Regions from separate parts of the Homo sapiens genome. Here region 1 is linked to region 2. Evidence: chromatin loops called from intact Hi-C (ENCODE). Cell type or tissue: IMR-90. All regions are shown on one strand. Region 1 has its middle 24 kb from the start of MAGEF1. Region 2 overlaps EPHB3 (EPH receptor B3).

Region 1 (2,500 bases), 120 kb after region 2:
TTAACAGGCTGAGAAGGCAGATGCCTCAATGTCAAAGGTGGTGTTTTGAGAGTACGGAGGATTAGCTGGTGCCACATCTGGGGCCTCTTAGGTGGCTGCCCAGCAGAATATGACCTAGTCCTTCCCACAACCCAGCCTCAACCCTCGGGAAAGAGAACCAAGGTTCCTGCTGTTGTGTCCCTTCTGATGCATCCCGGCCATGGGAGAAGAGAAACCTCTGAAAAGGCTTTCCAGGGTGCAAGACCCCCGCAGTGTTCAGAGGGGCAGGAAAGGAACTCCCTCTCCTGACTTGAGTCTGGGTCAAATGTCCATGTGGCCTACTTCCTAGAACGGGAGGGATGGATGGGGCGGGTTTGCGGAGACCAGGAGAAGGTTGCTGGCAGCCAGCCCAGGCTCCATTTCCCTGCCCTGGGAGGGTGTGGTGGCCCAGGACCCCACAGCCTGTGGGGCCCAAACCCAGTGACAAAGACATGCTTTGAGTCCCTCTGACTTCCAGATTGCTATGGGGAATGGGGAGGAGGGGAGGGAGGAAGGAAAGGGCATCCATCCCAGACTGAGTATCCTGAAGCCGGCCATGACTTCGGTTTTGCCACTGCCTGTCCCCCTGCCTTTGTGGCCGGTTGTGTGGTGGTGCTATTTTCAGCATGAGCAGTAGTAGCGCGCAAGTGTCGTTCTGCGCAGTCAGCCAACTTCCTGATGTGAAACCCTAGCCGGAGGTCTCCCGGGCCCCTCCCCGGGCGCGCGGGCAGGCAGGCCCTCAGACTAGTTCCTGGAAACTTTATAGCCCCTCTCTCTGCACTACTCAGTTCCTCTCTCAGGGATTGCTCAAATAGTAAAATAAAACATTATAGTAACAGTGAGCATTTATTGATCGCCTACTATAGGCCAGGCACTGGGCGAGGCGTTTCATTGATATTATCTCATTAGTTACCACCTTGCCTTGCTTGTTCTGTATCCTGCTTGAGAAAGAGGTATAGTGTGTGGAGAGCAGGCATGTCATTTCTAGCTCATTAAATTTGTTGCTGATGGATTGGTCTTCAAAAAGCCATCATTTTTATGGAAAAAGTAGATTTCACTTACATCGTTCTGCTTTGCAGGAAAACCTCCAGAAAGTTCAGTTTGAGCCAGGCCCATAGCCGCCTGTGTCCACATCAGGCATGACCTCAACAGTCATGTCACCCATAATTCACAAGCATCTTTCTGGTCCCAGCTGTTCTTCTCATCAAGGAGGCTGTATTTTAGATGTCTGTTTCTCCAGTCTTTCTCTCTCTTGCTCAACAACTGAGGCCTTTCTTGCCAGAATTGGAGGAGCTGAGGTTCTGGGTCCAGCTATGGACTGGTGGGACATGGGGTCGGGGGAGGGCTTAGCAAACCTTCTCTCCCAGCCACTGGGGCCCTGGGCCACTGCCCCTGCAGGAGCTGCCAGGAGAGTGGAAGGATCTTGGAGGAGGGCTGTTGGTGTAGGTGGGAATGGAGAACATTCCTCCAGCTGGTGGCAGGAGCTGGCTAGCCAGAGGCCTTTTTCACGGCCCAATGCAGTGCAGCTCTTGTGTGTATGAGCTTTGTGAGATTTAGATCACTCTGTATTAGCCACAGGGTATTGGAGGTCACATCAAAGGTTAGAAAGCTGTGGAAAGAGTTCTTTCCCCGTGACTCACACTCCCCAAAAACGTAAATCTCTGAGAGGAGCCAGCTTGCTTTATAGAGCTGGCAGGAGAAAGGGGACAGCAAGAACTACTGGAGAGTTTTTCTAAAGAAACCTCTGGAAGGTCGGACAAAGGAATTTTTATTGAGGAGAGGAGCCAGAGGGGAAAGATGCTCTGGGACCAGATAGATGGATGGGGTTGGGCATTGGGGTGGGGGCAGCAACAGCGCTTCAGTTGCTCCTGGCCTGGAAGGACTAGACCGCCGCATCACACAACTCCAAGAGGTATCCTGGCTTGTGCAGTGCACGACCTGTGCAGCCACACGTGGCAGCCTTGTCTTTCCTTGGTCCCTCCTGGATGGATTTGGTGGAGCCTCCTTCATGGGTTCCTATAGAATCCTCCAGAGGGTCATAGCTTAAAATTATCCACGTGCTTGTCTGCACCCATTTCTGGCCACTTCATAGTTACATCTTTGAGGACAGAGGCCATGTCTTCTAAGATTTTGCTTTCTAGCCTGGCGCATAGTATATGCTTAAGAAACATTTGTGGAATGAATAAATAAACATTGTTAAGAGAATTCTAACATTTAGAAACGGGTACGGCTAAGACCAAGCATTGGGAACGAGAAAGAGCTTTGATTTCTTTAAAGAAAAAGTATGATCCAAAAACATCAACTCCTTAAAGATCCAACCACTACCTTTAGGAAGCTCCCCAATAAAATTCTGTTCATTTAGTCCCTCCATTTCTCAAGCATTTACCAGCCCCTCTGTCAGGCACCAGCTGGGGTTCCTTTAAGATGCCCACAGCCCTGATGGGGCAACAGACATGCGCTTCTGCTACCTGCTGCCAGAATG
Region 2 (2,500 bases):
AGCATGTCGCCAAGTCTATACAGGGAAACTGGTGTTTGTGTTTGCACTTTACACCGAAGACTGTGTGACTTGCAGCTGGTGATAGCATGTGCAATTGGGTGTGTAAGGAGAACATACTGCAGGGTTGGGGGTGAGTGCCCTCTGTGTGCGCATATGTTTCAGGAAATCTGCACATAGGTAGGCTGGAAGCGTGGGTCCGCCTAAGGCAAGCCAGATCTCTGTGTAGGAAAGATTCACTGTATATGAATGTCTAAGGAAGACTAATCTGTTTGTACCATATGCATCCGTGTGTCTGAGAAAGACAGACCATGGCTCTGTGTGAAGCTGGGTGTGTGTTTGTGGGCGGCTGTGGCTTTGTGTGTTTTTGTCCACCATATGTGTTGACTTGTCACTCTTTAGCCCCAGTGGCGGGGAGTGAGCCCAGCCCCCAGGACTGGATGCTGCGCGTGCATCTGTGTGTTTGTGCATGGGTGAGGGCCACACAGCTGCTGCCACGTGGCTGCTCTCCATGGCCCTGTGGAAACCTGAAAGAGGTATTGCTTAGCTCCTGAGCATCAAAGCTCCAGTCCCCGAAAGACCCCAGGCCTGGTGACTACCTCCCTGGTGACTTTGCTGGGCAGTTGTGGTTTCCTGCCTGACACAGCCCAGTGTCTAGGGTGGCCAGCCTCTTCTCCCCTCTGCCTCCTGCAGATACATGGCAGGACGGCGAGGGATGGGGTGCAGCAGGCAGCTGGGGGAGTTGAGAACTTGCTCACTCACTCCTCTTTTGTCTTTACCCGCTGCCCCTCATACCCCCGTCCCAACGTGTGTATGTACAACACACGTACACACACGTGCACACACATGCACACGCCGCACACACAGCACAGAAAAGGTGGGCTGGGTCTCTTTCTCCCAATACCACGGACAGATGGGTTCTATGACCCCCCCCCCACATCCCCCTCACCTCCTGCCGAAGGCAGGGACCAGGCACCCCAGGGCTGAGGAGGGCCTTGCCCCGTCCTCTGTGCCTGGGCAGGCTGAAGGGAGCAGGCTCCTCCTCTCCCCCTGAGAAACGGGGAAACCGAGAGCACGCGGCCCCCTCCCCACCGGAGTGACCGAGCCCTTCCTCGGGCACACATGACTCGAAACCCAAGTCCTCTCTTCATTAATGGGAAAAATGTGGCGAGATTGAGCGATGGCCAAGGCTGAGCGATGGCCAAGGGCCGATCCCCTCCCTCCCTCCCTCTCTCGCTCCCCAGAAATTAAACAGAAATGAAGAGCCTCCCTGCCTCCCTCGCTCCCTCCCTCCTTCCCGCCGCCGCCTCTCCGCCGTCCCCTCCCTCCGCTCCCTCCTCCCGGAGCCAGCGCAGGGCTTGTTTTAAACTGTGGAGGAATCTGGCTGGAGGGGGAGGGGGCTGAATATTTGGGTTTAAACAGTTCCAGATGGGTTTGGCACAGGCTGAGCAGAAGGAAGTGAGGGAGAGGGAGGAGGGAGGCGGCGCGAGGGAGCGGCTGGAGCCCCGGCCTGCTCCGGCGGGCGGACCGGCGGGCGGACCGGCGGGAGGACTGGCTGCGGGGGCAGGGCGCGCTTGCTCTGCCGGCTCCCGGGACTGACACTCGCGCTGCCGGCTGGGGACGAGGCCGCCTGGCAACCTCCCTCTGTCCCTGTCTCCTCGGGCCTCCGCGTCTCTCGGTCTCCCTGTCTTTGTAGTCAGCCGCCGGCCATCCCGGCTGTCGGATCCCCGCCAGCCGGCTCCGCACATCCCTCCGGCTCCGTGCCGCCCACCGCCCGCCAGCTCCAGTCGCTGCCCCGCCCGCCTCCCTCCCCGCCTGTCTCTGTGGGCCCCGGCTTCTGAGCATCTCGGCTTCCCTCGAGTACCCCCCAGGCCGAATGTCTGTGTCTGTCTGTCTGTCTGTCTGTCTGCCAGAGGCCAGGATCGCTCCCCTTACAGCCGGGCCCTCAGGGGACCAGGGGCTGCGGCAGCGGGAGGAGCCTCCCTCCCTGCAGTGAATGGCTGCTGCCTGCAGCCCCTTTGCCTGACATGGCGGGGGGCTGGGGTCACAGCTGCCTTGTCCACCCACGGGGTCCTCCGCCGTCCTCGGCTCAGACCCAGCCTCCGGGAAACCACTGAAGGCTGCAAGCCTGTGGCCGCGGGGTTTGGGCTTTTCCCCACTTGGGCACCCAGAGGGGATGATGTAGAGGCCTCCAGAGGTCCTGGGGCAACCCTGCCCCATTCCAGCTTCAGAGCTGGCTGCACTGTCTTCCAGGCCACGGGAAAGGAGTTGGCACCTCTTTCCTTCCTTTCCTGACCCAGGTCTAATCTGGGGGTCACACTGTCTTTCAGAGAGTAGGGACATCCAGCCAGAGCGCAGAACCAGGTTCCTAAGGGAGCAAGTGTATGTCAGAAACATTAACGGGCCCCTCCTATGACCAAACAAGGTGAAACAGACAAGAAACCAGCTCAGAACACAGGCCGGGTACTGTGACAAAGCCCCTGGCCCTAGATGCACAAAGGAG

Evidence for each region. Hi-C counts contacts between places; a loop is a spot of excess contacts. Peaks named below come from ENCODE experiments on the same cell type or tissue, not always from the same donor. Only the 100,000 strongest peaks of a DNase experiment are listed, where the experiment ranks them.
Region 1: a loop joins it to region 2, with 4 times the contacts of the local background. A loop is called at or near these places in 2 of 110 quality-filtered maps.

What each region holds. Positions count from the first base shown.
Region 1 is chr3:184,687,158-184,689,657 of GRCh38, forward strand. No RefSeq gene overlaps it. Among named protein-coding and RNA genes, the nearest start is that of MAGEF1, 24 kb to the right of the region's middle. In IMR-90, a CTCF peak has its summit at 1,497 (motif pointing right); a DNase peak (open chromatin) is centred at 1,624; H3K27ac peaks cover 2,194 bases.
Region 2 is chr3:184,567,670-184,570,169 of GRCh38, forward strand. All of the region lies in intron 1 of EPHB3 (EPH receptor B3), which reads left to right. Among named protein-coding and RNA genes, the nearest start is that of EPHB3, 7.1 kb to the left of the region's middle. RefSeq lists enhancers at 183-697, 698-1,210, 1,553-2,499, 2,500. In IMR-90, no CTCF peak of the experiment used is centred here; a DNase peak (open chromatin) is centred at 1,402; H3K4me3 peaks cover 1,028 bases; H3K27ac peaks cover 2,325 bases.